Regions from separate parts of the Homo sapiens genome. Here region 1 is linked to region 2. The links are chromatin loops, found by intact Hi-C in ENCODE. Cell type or tissue: heart right ventricle. All regions are shown on one strand.

Region 1 (8,000 bases), 96 kb before region 2:
TAAATAGGTATTCTAATAGGGCTGAAGTAAAATGCTATTCTTGTATTTGAACAGGAAGTCATCTTGGCTATCCTTCACAGCCGAATTGTAATCCCACATTGCTTTTCTCACCCATCCTCTGCCGTATACCTAAATAATACAACTATTAGCATCACCACAAAGCCATTTAAATAATATTTGTAGTGGGTCTCAAAGTAGATAACAGAGTAAAATATACTGTAATTGAATATAGTTGTACTTACAACCTGGTAGTATTTACCTGGAGAGAAAAAAATGGTACAGGCTTCCTAATGTTTGTTTGTCAATTTGGATGGCTGTACAGTCATGGAAGTGCCTTCTATAACCAGTTGGTCAGTTTGCTAAACTAAACAATTCATTTGCTAGTTTAGCTTTTGTCTTATCAGTACAGCAAATCTGTTTTCTACCTCTGCTTCCTAAGTTCTTTCTACCACCTTTTCCTCGACTACAAACTGATAGATGTACTCTAAACTTGGATATAAGCACTAGCAGCCCTTCAGACATGTTTTAGATTTCAGATTCCTCCTTAGAGGTAACAAGGGGAGAAAGTGCTTCATTCTCTTTTCTAGCACCCTGCACAAATACCTAGAGGCGAACAAACCACACTATCAAAACCTCATGACCACCTCTCAGTGCGAGCTTCAATCTTCCAATTGATGGTGATTCAAGCATAAAATTCCAAAACTTTTATGGAGAAGACTAATTATAAGGGCAATTTTTTATAAGATTTTAGGGCATCTGTCTTGAAACTTTTTTCTTTTAAATAGAGATGGGATGTTGCCCAGGCTGGTCTTGAACTCCTGGGTTCAAGCAGTCCTCCTGCCTCTGCCTCCCAAAGTGCTGGGATTACAGGTGTGAGCCACCATGCCTGGCCATTTGTCTTGTTTTCTATACTATTCAAATCATCAAGTAAGCCAGCTGTTTATAATCCACATGAATTATTTTAATAGTTACTTCGAGATACTCCATGGTACTATACAAAAAGCATGATCATGAACATTAAAGCTGATGGCAGGAAGAATTTATGACGTCCAGAGACAAAATGAATTTAAATCATTTATTTTCACTTATTACTAATCTTACTACAGAGAATAATACAATACTATAATGTATCATCCTCAGTAAATTAATCTTCACTTAGAAAATGTTACTGATAAAATACAACATTTAGAATTTTCATTTAAAAATACAAATTTTATGAAAATATTAAGAATTTTTAGGATGGGAATTATAAAAGTCAATGCTGAACAAAATTCTACTTTTAGATAGTATGTATCTTAAAATATTATGAAAAATATTCTTTATTCTGAAAACAATGTCAGGAAAGAATACCTGAGTTCTCTAAAACCACTAGTTCTAATTTCAAATTGCTGTTTTGGTAACATAAAGAAAACACATTTACAATTTAACACTGCAGTTACCTGTCAAATAATTAGAATAGAATAAATGTTGCATATACATTAGGTTGAACATTATATATATTTTAAAACACAGGGTGGTTTCATTTAATCTTTTGGTGAATTGGATCATAAGTCCTACATTCTAAAACCATCTGGAAACATTTTTCTGGTAGCCCTGAAAATCCATTCTGATGCCTTATCAGTAGTCATTATGACCAAATGACATTAGTATTTTGTGGCCTTGATAGTTTATACAACTTAATATATTTGAAGGTGTGATGAAGTGGCTCCATCCTTCCATTTGTTTATATGGTCTGAAATCACAGTTCTGCAGAGTGGACATGTTTTCTCTCTGTTAAACCATAAGGTCATGCACTCTTCACAAAATATATGCTGTAATGGAATTAAGAATTAGATTTGATATTTGATAATCATTTTAAATCCATCACATTGTAGGGAATGAAAGGGATTCTTTTTTTTTTTTTTTTGAGATGGAGACTGAAGTCTTGCTCTGTCACCCAGGCCGGAGTGCAATGGCACCATCTCGGCTCACTGCAACCTCCGCCCCCGACTGGTTCAAGTGATTCTCCTGCCTCAGCCTCCCAAGTTGCCGGGATTACAGGTGACCACCACCACCATGCCCAGCTAGTTTTTTTATTTTTAGTAGAGACAGGGTTTCACCATGTTGGTCAGGCTGGTCTTGAACTCCTGACCTCAGGTGATCCACCCACCTCAGCCTCCCAAAGTTCTGGGATTACAGGCGTGAGCCACTGTGTCCAGCCTGAAAGGGATTTTGAAGAGCACTAATCCCCTCATTTTACAATTGTGAAAATGGAGAACGTATGAGACATTCAAGAAGACAAAGAGCAGTATGATTGGTAGAGCCACTAGTGTTCTGGCTGTACCATCCATTTAACCATAAAAGCTATCCTTAGGTGACACCTTTAAGATTAAGTATGATAACTGCTTAAGGTCTTTGAGTTACTAGTAACTGCCATAAAGTATAGGAAAGGGCCACAATCCAGTAACAAATGTCAGTATTGTTCTACATGGCTAGTATCCAATTATAAAATAGCCTGTTTTTTAATCACTTTGGTATTCAATCTGCCAGTTGAATTATTTTTTCCCCTTCATACGCTCCTCTGCATAAAAATTATCAGAACATAAGGGACAAAACTTAGCCAATCCACTAGTATGTACCCTGAATGCTACCTTCCACTAAACACTAGATTTTTTTTTTTTTGCCTTACAGCAAACATAAATTTGACTTTTGCAAGTCACAGAGAACTGTTGTATTTAGGTTTTTAAATTTAAAAATGTAATTACCTGACAAATGAGAAGAATTGGCTTCTGAAATTCAGCTTGACATATTGAACAAATATCATCCACATCTGAACACTGTCTCTTGCTGGCAGCCACTCCATAACTCTATGAAGATAGTAAGTTCTGTTCATCTACAAATTTCTTTCTTTCCTGTTCCTCAAATTACATAAGTAATGCTGTACTTCTCAAATCTCCCTGGAACCAGGCATTTGAAAAACTTCCCAAAGGATACAAACATCTCAAAGCTGAGCCATATACAGAACCACCTCTTGAGTGCACCAAAATGAAATCATTAAATAATACATAATAGGATTTTGAAAGATTGTTAGATCTACTAGCTTTACAAAGGATGATAGTGCTTCAAATTCAACATAACTGGCTTAAGAGACTAAGCAATCTGAAATGTAACTATTATAAAATCTATAGCCATGTATTATTTGACCCAGGACTGCCAAATTGAGCTTATTACCTGCAGCAGTGGTTCATAAAGTCAATCCAGCCAGAGGTTGGCTGGTTGAATGTAACTCATGTGGAAAGCTTGCTTTAAAAATAGATTTCTCTGTTCCACACAATATCAATTCACTAGGACCAGACATATTGGGATGTGACCCAGTAATCTATTATTTGAAAGGTCTCCAAGTGAGTGCAATATGAAGAAGACTTAGGGACCACTGAAGAATTTTCTGCCACTAGGTCTAAAAATTATTCGAAATTATAAAAAGCATTTAGTGCTAAACATAAAAAAGTTTTACGGAGAAACTGCAACTGTAAATGTCGCTTTGGTAGAATAACTACTGTCAAAACTAACTGAACAAAAATGCAATTATTTGAATTTTCTTCTCTTCTAATGTCCTAATAACAAGTTACTCGTCTCTAAGATTTTAACCTCCTCACCAGATTCAGAACTTAGTCATTAACTAGATGTGATGTCAATAACCCTCAGTGAAATTTGGAGAAATCAAAATGTTACAAATGAAACCTGCTTTCTGTAGAAATGATGGGGAAGAGGTAACTAAAGAGATGTAAGAACACCCAAGTCAGTCACGGTCATGAGGGTAAAGCATGACTTAACATAGCTGAAGTTATCTAAACTTCTTGTACTAAAACGTCTCAGGCTAACAACATCAAAATCAAAGTAAAACTCAAAGGATAAAGATATTAAAAATTGAGGTTTTTTGAAACTGGTAATAAAGATTTCAGAAATAAGTCAGGATACTGTTAGATGATCTTGGTGTCAATTTCCCTTCAGTAAGGTGTCATTTAGCAAAGTACATTTGCAGATAATTATGCTGACAAGCTTTTAAGACGTTACTCATCTGGCATCTTGGAGACTCCCTCTCCAGATAGTAACTGCCATTTCCCTGGTAAAGGAGACTTGAACAAATCCAAGTATTGATGACTGATATCCTCTCTGTAGTTTGTCTCAGAGAAAGAATATCAGGGTATTTTCTTGAGAGTATTTCGGCACAAATCTTACAAGACCAATTATAGTAAAATGGTTGATGCTCACATAATCATCAGTTGAACTGACTTGGACAAAGCTGAACTCTCTGAATTTTATTATGTCTTGTCTAGAGAAACAAGCTTGCATAGGATGTAGCAAAGTTTGTTTCTACATTGCTAACTCTATCTTAGGGAAAAGGCCCTGGCCAGTTAGTCTCGTTTACTTTGTAGACATAATTCTTTTTTTATTTTTACGGTATATTATTCGGTTGGCATTCTTTTAAGTCAGTCTCCTTGGGCCCTGATGAAATGACTGCAAAATTGAGAATCAAACCCTGAAGTCTGCTGACCACACATAGGTACTAGGAACCTTTCAGGCTACTAAGTGGTAAATTAGGGTTCTCTATGACATCCTTTCACTGCAATTTGCAACATCAATAGAATCACACAATAATGTTATAAATGACACCAGAGACTCAATTAATTGTTAAATTTCATGCCATGAACGTATTTATGCACATATAATTGAGCAATGGGGAAATCTGCTCCAGTAAGAAAACTGCAAGAGACATGATTTTTGGCAGTGAGCTTTCTAAACAATAAATTACAATGGAAGGATTTTCACAGGTGAATAAGGAGTTAATAGGAACAAACAAAGCCCCCATTTGTGGATTAAAAAAGAGGAACACAATTTCATAAGATTGTTAAGGGTTTACAAGCCTTAAAAATGTCCAGTGGATTGAAGAGGCAAGAGACAAGTTCAAATATATAAGCACTGCAACAATTAGCAGGTGGTTGTCAATGTGTGATTCAAGAATCTGATCACAGAGATAAAACTCCTAAATTATTATAGCCCCAAGTGCCAAAGTACTAGAAAATAATCAAAGTAAAAGAAAAGGATCATCTATTTATGAAATCCATTCTTGTAAAACTGCTGAACTAAAAAAATTTTTGCAGTGAAGAAAGGTGAAGGTGTTTTTCTTAACTGATAAAAAGTACTTACTGGTTGTGTAAAAAATATTCGTAAAACCTGTCTGAAAGTTCTCAGATGCCCAAAAAATTCCAAAAGCTGAAAAGAGAAATAAGAGATCATTTATTAATTCAAACAGTCCTATTTGCTAAACCCAAAAACCAAAGCTGAAATCCCATAACATCAAATCCTCATATTAACTTAATGTTCATTATATGTCACATCTAATCATTTTGTGCTGAGTATTTTATTCAATTTATAGATTTGAGCCATCTCAGCAAGCTGAAGTACATTTAAACACCTAGAGTAACAATTTGATCAAGACAAATACAACTATGTCAAAGTCAAAGCAATTTTATCTGATTCACCTGTTTTTAACATTTAGATTTTAAAGTTTCATAAAGTGATTATTAGGTTGAGGGGTGCAGGCATGGAGAGAACAGGACAAGATACTCTACTAGTTTAAGAATTATGTGTATGACAATGTTACTGTTGAGGATGGGTATGTTCTATTCCACTTGTTTTCCCTACTTAGATAATCCACGCTATGTGAAGGTCGACTCCCCTTCCCTCCAGTGAAACCTGAGGACCGCTGGATTAAGATAGTCTATTTCCGTTTCTCCATTTCTAAACAAATATAGAACCTGCTATTACTTCAAACTAGTGATATGAAGATAAACTATAAAACTGTTAAAAGAGGAAAACAGTAGTATGTATCAGTAATCATTAATGTGAATCATGCAGTGACAAGATTTGTAATGTTACCTACTTTTAATATGAGGTAGAGTAAAGCCAGCAGTATCCCAAGACTCCATCTAGTTACGTTACCAAACTCCCCATAGCTTATAAGGTAGCGAAACCAAACTGGTATGGGAACAAAAGTTCGGTAGTATTGACACAATTCTTCTAAAAGCATATACCAGTAACCCTAAAAAATAAGAAGAAAACAAATAGAGCTACCCAAACTACTTAACTACATAGCACAAACAATATTAGACTGAGAACACTGAGTATATTATACAATAATATAAATAACTATAAAATTAATCTTCATAATGATTATGACTGAACCTCAAGCTGGTTCTCACATATTACAGTCACTGAGTGGCCTGCTTTGAAAGAATTTCTAGGTTGGACGCAGTGGCTCCCAGCACTTTGGGATGGGCAGATCACCTGAGGTCAGGAGTTCGAGACCAGCTGGCCAACATGGTGAAACCCCGTCTCTACTAAAAATACAAAAATTAACTGGGTGTGGTGGTGGGCACCTGTAATCCCAGCTACTCAGGAGGCTGAGGCAGGAGAACTGCCTGAACCCAGGAGGCGGAGGTTGCAGTGAGCCAAGATCACACCACTGCACTCCAGCCTGGGCAACAGAGCGAGAGACAATCTCAAAACAAAACAAAACCAAAAAAAAAGATACAATGAGAATGTTTTATGTATACTGCAAGTAAAACCTATGTGAGTATGTTTTTGCTGATTATAAGAATTTAAAAGTTTTTAGTGCATATGGGAAACCACTGAATAATTGTACATAGTCAACTGTCAATTGATAATGCCCTGGAGAACAGAAGTACACATCTAAATAGTTTCCCACATATGATGTGGGGACTGATTTTAAAATTATTCTGAAGCAAATATAATTCTGATTTTATCCAAATAGGTTAATAATCAGGTTCAAGTGCCTGAACAAATGGTTGCTAAGCTGAAATAATACAGATAATTAAGCTAGTTAGCAAACTGAAAAACTGCAAAAGGAGGATTCATTTAAACAAAGACTAAATAGCATTAATGTGATTCGATAACATCACTCCAATAAAGCATAAGTGAGTTTCTTACCTTAGATTTAAAAGGCATGATGAAAGAAGGCACCAATAAAATAAGGCATTTTAAGCCCATGAAAAAGAATTTCAGAATGAAGTCTGTAATTCCAACAATCCAAAATACTTCCCAGAAGCTCAAATGGTCCAAAGTAGGATTTAAAAAAATTAAGCTACCAAAAGAAAAACATCAAAATTTATCAGAGCAACATACAAAGATAAAGTATTAATAAAGGGTTTTAATTTGCTACAAATATTTTATTTTGATATGTAAAAAATATGAGTTTGGCAGGATGTCAGAGTTCACAATAATGGAATGGAGGATCATTTTGCTTAAAGAGACTTTTTAAACCTGTTTGGATTTTAGATCTTCCCTTCATAGAATAAGGAAAAAGTCTTCACGGTTTGTCATAGTTGACACCTTTCTAGCCTGTAAATGAAAAAAACTCATCAATACCAGACATCTGCTGTGTTTTTCTTAACCAATTCCAATCAGGATTCCATCTCTTCCTTTCAATGAATTGCTTGTCAAGATCATCAACTCCCTCTGTATGGCTAAATTTCAAGGTCACTCTCTTTTTCCATCTTCCCTCCCTGAATAATTTTCTTTCTAGACTTTTAACACAACACTTTTCTATTTCTCATATTTCACTGCTGGTTTCTTCTTAGTCTCCTTTGCTGTTTCTCTTCTAATTGTGGTCATGTCCAGTACTGGGCTCTCTATCTACACTCTCTTTCCTGGGTTAGTTTTGTCCAGTCCTGTGGTTTTTAAATATCAACCATATGCTCCTGATACCAAAATTTATTGCCTTAACCTCTACCCTGAGTTCATGACATATATTTGGAACCACTTTCTTATCAATTCTACTTAGCCTCTCAAACTTAACATGTTCAAAACAAAATTATTGATTTTTCTCCTCAAAATCAGTTCCTTCCTCAACCCAATGAAATGACACCACCATCCAGCCAGCTGCTTAGACTAAAAACCCAGAGGTCATTCTTGCTTCTCTCCACCCACCTATCCAATCC
Region 2 (8,000 bases):
TAGTTCCCCACATAGGAATGTCTCAAAAAAAAAAAAATCTCAAAATGCAGATTTCATGCACAAAAATATTCCCTGAATATAAAAGCCTACAAGCCTAAAGACTAAAACAAATGTTCAGTAATAGAAAAATGGTTAATCATCACACAGTGATAATTATGTAATCATAAATAAGGATTTCTAACAAGTCAATAATAGAATGCTTACACATTTTACATGTTGCTTATACGCTGAAGTGACAAAAAGCAGGACACGTGCACATGAATAACCAGCTACCTCTGGGGAGGGGAACTAAGGTGTCAGGGTAGAAGAAAGGCTTCACACTGAATGCTGCTTTGTACTATCTGGATTTTTTTTAGCCTGTGAATATACTACTTTAAGAAATTTTTTTAAATGCATTTTAAAAGTACAGTAACCATTACTAAGGTTTTGCTTTTATGTTTTCTATAATGTAGACATATTACTTATATCGGCATACAGTATTTTTAATACATATATATCTTAATGCATTCCTAATATATATTAAGAACAGTTTATTAATTTTATTTTCTGAAGGAATATCAAACAAAAAAAGCAGGAAGACTGACTGCATAATATGCGGGAACTACTGCTGATTCTTTCATGGTAGAGATCGAGGACATTCTCTTGGGCCCTCAATCTCAGAAGTCAGCTGGGGAAAGCAAGCTCAGTCACCTACATGTTGACAATCAGAGTGTCTGTCAGGTTGCCCAGGGACCAGGCTGCTTTGGCTCGAACATTCAGAGACTTGTCTTCAAGTGACATCAATATTGCATTTGCTGCGTCTGCAACAAATATGACATCCTGTAACACAAAACAAAACACTGCAGTTACTTTAGCAGGTCATGCTGCTACCTTTGAAATTCTCACTTATTTTCAGATAAAGCTAGAAGCCTTCATGCACATTTCTACTTAGAAATAAAAATTCATCTACTCAATCAATTTACTGTTCTTATATTTTACAATTTGGACACTCAAAAAAATCCCAGGGGAAGCTCCCATAATTTTGGTATGTGCCATGGACACCCGAGGAGCCTATGGATTTTGCTGTTATGAACATCGAATATATAAGCTGGCCTGGGACAGTTATCTGTGAATTCTGTGCTTGGTTGATTTCCGTCTCGGGAAATAATGTTCTGAAAAAGAAATGCATTTCCAAAACACATCCTATGTACTACACATCACTCAGTGAGATAAATGTCACAAGTAAGAGTGAAAGAGGACATTATTTCCTTCTTAGTAAAAACTATGTCAGCTTTCTAAATGATGACTACCACCTGGTAATGACCCATTTCATTTTTATTAGATCATTCATTAATTTAAGCATTTATTGGGTGCCTAAGGTCCCAGGCTGTGTGCTAAGTAATTAAAAATTAAAAATAAATAACATATATATATAATATATATATATATATATATATATATATATATATATGGTAATGCCTTAGTTCATTTATATATATGGTAATGCCTGTAGTTATATATATATTTATGTATAACACTACATATATATATGTAGAGAGAGAGAGAGACAGAGAGTGTGTGTGTGTGTGTGTGTGTGTGTGTGTGTGTCTGGCTCTGCCACCCAGGCTGGAGTGCAGTGGTATGATCTCTGCTCATTACAACCTTCACATCCCAGGCTCAAGTGAGCCTCCCATCTCAGCCTCCCAAGTAGCTGGGACTACAGGTGCATACCACCATGCCTGGCTAATTTTTAAAATTTTTTGTAGAGACAGGGTTTTGCCAAGTTGCCCAGGCTGGTCTCAAACTCCTGAGCTCAAGCAATCCACCCGCCTTGGCCTCCCAAAGTGCTGGGATTACAGGCATGAGCCACCATGCCTGGCCCATGACCATATTTTAGTAGCAATTACAGATATCAGATTACAAAGCAATTTAGTTTCCTTTACCATCCAATGCAGGAGCTCTATATCCACAAAATAGGGGTGTCATGGACTACAAAAGGGGCACAGAAGAGCTAAATAGGCTCACTCTGACCTGTCTGAGACAGGGAAAAAGCACATAGACTCCCAGGGCCCGTGAAGTTGCAGCTTTCACTAAGCGATTCTTGCTGTCATTCAGCCCGAGCAGCACTGTGATGCACAGCATCTGCCTGTCATTCTGCAATGAGAAGGTTGACAAGGGAAAAATGAGAATGAAATAACTACAAGCCAAAGGCTTCCATAAAAGATGTGAAATATCTGTGTCTGAGACCATAATCAGGAGTTGAACACCATTGCGACCTTGAGGCTACCCTGGTAAAAAGCAGGTTCAATTCAGATTCCATAATTATCTGAGCACCCACTTTGTGCAAGACACACACAGCATCTCATCACATTTAACCTTTATTAAAGTTGCCTTCTTTATAGAAGCTCATTTATGTAAATAAGAATGGAGGCAAATGTCACTGAGGACCAAAGAAAAAAAGCAGTCTGAATACTGCTATTCTGAATAGCAGTATTCTGAATGCTTATGCTCCCCCAAAATTCCTATGTTGAAATCTTCACTCCCAGGATGATGGTATCAGGAGGTGGGGCTTTGGGAAGGAGATGAGGTCATGGGAACAGAGCCCTCATGAAAGAGATTAGTGCCCTTATGATTGAGGCCCCAGAAAGCTGCCTGCCCCTTCCACCACCTGAGGACACAGCTCACATGGTGCCATCTGTGAGCCAGAGAGCGAACCCTCCCAAGGCACCAAATCTGTGTCTGTCAGTGACTTGATCTTAATTCCAGCCTCCAGAACTATGAGAAATACATTTCTGTTGTTTAGAAGACACCCAATTTATGGTATTTTATTATAACAGCTCAAACAGACTAAGACAAATACCATATGTGTTGGACAACAAATCTAAGTATTTTCACATACTTGTTATTTTTCACATGACTACCATCTTATTGATGATAATACCAAGTCTTAGAGAGGTTAAGAGTCAGCTAGCAAGTCGAAGAGCTGGGCTTTAACTCAGGCCTTTTAAACTTTGGATATGAAATCTTCCTGAAATCTCTCTGCCTTCCAAGCTTCTTCTACCCTTGCCTCTACCACCTACACTCTCATGCACAGGGGGAAACAGCTTTCCTGATATATTAAGGCTTCAAGTTTTCCTATTTGCTGTTCCCCAGTGCCCTCATCCCCAACTCAAGTAGAACTAGCGCCTTTTCATCAGAGATGATGCTGAATACTGGTTCAAAATGCAAAAGCATCAAATTCTAGCTCTGGTGCTCCAGCCATGATTTAAGGGTGAGAAAACACCCTCACATTACCGGCAGATTGCTGAAGGCCTCTGGCAAGATGGAAGACAGGGCATCACAGGCGCTCGCCTGGAGAGTTGGGTGTTCTGAATTCTGCAGGGCTCTGGGTAAAGGACCGTTCAGCATCATAGTCCAGAACATCACCACCTGGAACGGAGGCAAAGTAAAAGCTGCAGCCCAAGACATAACAGGGGAACCAACTTGGAGCTAAGCCTACCAGAAATGGCCTTAGTGAAACATTTTCCCTTAAAGTAGCAGCTTTCTGTAAGTGTTTTCATTGGTTCTTCTTCCACAGTGATGTAAGGACTTTGGTTTAAGCCTCCCGTTCAACTCCTGTTGATTAGGAGACTGCGGTCTGATAAAGTTACGCAGCAACAGTGATAATAATCAAGAGGAGGCTGAAGATGATGATGACAGTAACAGCAACAGCAGCGGCAGCTAATGTTCTTCAGAGAGCTCATGCCATGCCAGGCATTGCTCTAAGTATTTTACAAGTATCAACTTATTTTATTCCTTGGCACAAATAAATGGGGTCTGTAGCATTATTCCTACTTTTTCACACAAGGAAACTGAGGCACAAAGAGACAATACAACTTGCTAATCTGCAGCAGGGGTGAACTAGAATCCAAATCAGTTGACAGTCGGCTAGGGCTTTTTCAACTACTTTGCAGAGTCTGTGTGATAATAAAATGTAATATTCTGTGTAAGGTTTCTAGTGCAGGGCCTGGTACACAGTGGACACTCTTAAATTGGGCAGTCGGTTCTGTTTTCAGCACTTTGAAGAACTACCTCACTTCACAGCCTCTAAAGTAGCCATGTCAACAGTTTCTTTTCCATGCTTTATACATATCCTGTGATTTCATGTTCATTTGTGAATCTCTGTGGTTTTGGTATGTTTTATTTCTGTTCCATGGACCTAGTCCTGGGTTTTGCTGTGTATGTCATGCACCAGTTCTGTCTTTCTCCTACTTCAGCTCCTGGAAACCCAGTCTGGGTCCTCCCTGCCCCACTCCAGAAGAATGTGGACAAAAAGTGGTTGCCAGTCTCCAGGATGGCACACAATTACAGTCACCTACTAATATTTACACCCTTGTGTAGTCCCCTCCCATACTGAACAGGCTGACCTGTGTAACCAATAGGATTGTTGTGGAAATGACAGCACGAAACCTCCAAAGCTAGGTCATAAAAAGCACCACAGCTCTGTCTTGCTTTCTTTCCCTTGGATCACTTGCTGTGAAGGAAGCTGGCTGCCATGTCAAGAGGATACTCAAGCAGCCCTCTGGAGATGTCCTCATGGGGAGGAAATGAGTTGAGGCCTTCTGCCAGCAGCCAACACTAATTTGCTAGGTCTATGGGTGAGCCACCCTGGAAGAGGATCCTCCAACCCCATCAAGTCTTGCAACCCGTCAGTTGACTGCAACCCTGGGGGCATCTTGATCCCAACCTCATGTGAGAACTAAGCCAGAATCACTCAGCCAAGCCACTCCTAATTCCTGACCCACAGAAACTGTGAGAAAATAAATGTACATTGCTTTAAGCTGCTAAATGCTTAATTTGTTACTCATTAATAGACAAGCAATGTAGAAAACATGACTTTTTTTTTTCACAGATGAACACTACCTGAGTGTGAACAGTTAAGAGGCTTGCCCAAAGTCATCTATCTAGCAAAGGGAGAAGTTTGAATTCAAACCTAGTTCTGTCTGATAACAAAGCTCAACTCACTTCCCTGCACATGTTATATGAAAGCTTTAGTGGCATTCTAAGGCAGGGACTAGGGTTAGAATCTTTAATTCACTGCAAGGATGACAGAAATTGTGAAGGGAAAAGAATAGGCAGAATGCAAAGGGCAGAGGGAGCAAAGACCACCAACACTGAGCTAATTTTGCTTTTAGCACTAAGTAGAAGCCTTTTTTGGTGTGGTCACATGCCCTTCATCCATCTTTGGAACTGGCACAGTGTAGGGGTAGCAGAAACAACCTGAAATCACAGGAATTGAATAGAATCGTGGAGGGGCTGGTGAGGGGCGGCGGGGACACGGGTAACGGAATTACCTCCTATGTGTTAGCATCTTTACATGTCATTTGATTTTTCAACAGCCTTGTGACTGAAGGGTTATGGTTTATTATTCCTTTTTTACAACTAGGAAACCATGCCTATAACCACATATCCATTAAGTGGCTGATATGGTTTGGATGTGTGTCCCCTCCAAATCTCATGTTGACATGTGACCTCCAATGTTGGAGGTGGGCCTAGAGGAAGGTTTTTGGGTGATGCAGGCAGATCCCTACTGAATGGCTTGGTGCTATCCTTGTGGTAATAAATGAGTTCTTACTCTGTTATTCACACGAGAGCTAATTGTTTAAAAGAGCCTGGCATCTCTTGCTTCCTCTCTCGCCATGTGACACACCTACTCCCCCTTCGCCTTCCACCATGACTGGAAGCTTCCGGAGGTCTCACCAGAACTAGATGCTGGCACCATGCTTCTCGTATAGCCTGCAGAACTGTGAGCCAGACGAACCTCTTTGAAAAATAAATTGTCCAGTCTGAGGCATTTCTTTACAGCAGCAGAAAAGAGACTAATACAGAAAATTGGTACCAAGGAATGGGGTGTTGTTATAAAGAGACCTAAAAATGTGGAAGCAGCTTTGGAACTTGGTACTGGGCAGAGGCTGAAAGAGTTTGGAAGGCTCAGAAGACAGGAAGACAAAGGAAAGTTTGGAACTTCTTAGAGACTGATTAAATGGTTGTGACCGAAATGCTGATAGAAATATGGAGAGTGAAAGCCAGGCTGAGGAGGTCTCAGATAGAAATAAAAAAGTTTGAAGAACTGGAGGAAAGGTCACCTTTGTTACACCTTAGCAAACTTGGCTGCATTATGCCCATGTCCTAGGGATTTGCATAAGGTTGAACTTAAGAGTAATGACTTAGGGTATCTGGTGAAAGAAATTCTAAGCATCATTCAACAGGTGATGTGGCAGCTTCTCACAACCTATAGTCGGATGTAGGAGTAAAGGAATGACTTAAAGTTGGAACTTATCATTACAAGGTTAGCAGAGCATAAAAATTTGGAAAACTTGCACCCTGGCCCTGTACTAGAGAAGGAATCCAAGCTCGGAGCAACCACTTGCTAGACAGATTAGCACGACTAAAAGGGAGCCAGGTGCTAACAGCCAAGACTACGGGAAAACAGCCTGGAGGGCATTCTAGAAATCTTTGAGGCAACCCCTCCCATCACACACCCAGAGGCCTAGGAGGAAAGTGGTTTTGGAGGCCAGGCCCAGGGCCCCACTTCCCTGCACAGCCTTGGGGCACTGCTCCCAGCATCCCCAGCCTTGGCTCAAAGGGCCCCAGATACTGCTCGGTTTTCTGCTTAGTGGGTACAGGCTGTAAGCCTTAGCAGTTTCCATGTGGTGTTAAGCCTGCAGATGCACAGAATTCAAATGCGAAGAAGGCTTGGGAGCTTCCACCTAGATTTCAGAGGATTCCCTAAGCCTGGGTGCCCATGCAGAAGCCTGCCACAGGGACAGAGCCCCCACTGAGAGCCTCTACTAGGGCAGTGCCAAAGAGAGATGTGAGGTTGGAGCCCCTACACACGGTCTCCACTGAGCACTGCCTAGTGGAACTCTGGGAATGGGACACAGCCTACACCTAGCAAAGCCAGAAGGGCAAGGCTGCCAGAAGCCTTGGAAGCCCACCCCTTGCACCAGTGTGCACTGGATGCGGGACATGGAGTCAAGGACTATTTTGGAGCTTTAAGGTTTAATGTCTGTCCTGCTGGGTTTTGGATTTGTGTGGGGCTTGTTGCCCCTTTCTTTTGGCTGATTTCTCCCTGTTGGAATGGGACTGTTTACCCAATGCCTGTACCACCATTGTATCTTAAAAATCAGTAACTTGTTTTTGATCTTACAGGCTCATAGGTGGAAGGAACTTGCCTTGAGTCACAGCTGAGACTTTGAACTTTTGAGTGATGCCGTAAAGAGTTAAGACTTTGGGGAACTATTGGGAGGAGGTGACTGTATTTTACAGTGAGAGGAACATGAGATTTGTGGTGGCCAGAGGCAGAATGATATGGTTTGGATGTGTGCCTCCTCAAACCTCATGCTGAAATGTGACCTCTAACACTGGAGGTGGGCCTAATAGGAAGTGTTTGGGTCATGGGGGTGGATCCCTCTTGAATGGCTTGGTGCTGTCCTTGTGGTAATGAGTGAACTCTCACTCTATGAGCTCATACGAGAGCTGGTTGTTTAAAAGAGCCTGGCATCTCCCTCTTGCTTACTCTCTTGCCATATGACATGCCTGCTCCCCCTTTGCCTTCCACCAGGATTTAAAGCTTCCTGGGGCTTCCTCAGAGGTAGATGCTGGCACCATGCTTTTTGTACAGCCTGCAGAACTGTGAGCCAGATAAACCTCTTTTGCATAAAAAACTAGGTTTTATGCAAAAGAAATATTAGTTTTACTATTGCTGGTTATATGTTATACATAAGCCTACCACAAACTAAACTGCAAATAAACTGAAATGTAAAATAAAACCAATTTATACTAGTTTCATGTTTTCCTGGATTATAAAACATAATTTTTGACACTGGAAGAAACCATATCATCTACTCCATTTATCACTGAGCTTCAAAATAAAACTGCAACTGAAGCATTAATAAAAGAAAACTATGAATTGACATTTATTTACCAAGAAGACTGGTGCTCTCTGATCAGGTGCTGCAGTGGAGTCTGGTTTATACTGC

Evidence for each region. Peaks named below come from ENCODE experiments on the same cell type or tissue, not always from the same donor. Only the 100,000 strongest peaks of a DNase experiment are listed, where the experiment ranks them.
Region 1: it touches region 2 in a loop (2.3-fold over the local background); 6 of 110 quality-filtered maps call a loop at or near these places.

What each region holds. Positions count from the first base shown.
Region 1 is chr17:59,951,301-59,959,300 of GRCh38, forward strand. It overlaps RNFT1 (ring finger protein, transmembrane 1), which reads right to left. Exons shown (of 9, transcript NM_016125.4): 5 at 6,991-7,144; 6 at 5,924-6,082; 7 at 5,188-5,253; 8 at 2,745-2,846; 9 at 940-1,811. The coding sequence ends at 1,677. Among named protein-coding and RNA genes, the nearest start is that of RNFT1, 9.4 kb to the right of the region's middle. In heart right ventricle, no CTCF peak of the experiment used is centred here; no DNase peak of the experiment used is centred here; H3K27ac peaks cover 306 bases.
Region 2 is chr17:60,047,570-60,055,569 of GRCh38, forward strand. It overlaps HEATR6 (HEAT repeat containing 6), which reads right to left. Exons shown (of 20, transcript NM_022070.5): 14 at 7,946-8,000; 15 at 3,274-3,408; 16 at 2,011-2,133; 17 at 695-819. Among named protein-coding and RNA genes, the nearest start is that of MIR4737, 8.5 kb to the left of the region's middle. In heart right ventricle, no CTCF peak of the experiment used is centred here; a DNase peak (open chromatin) is centred at 4,589.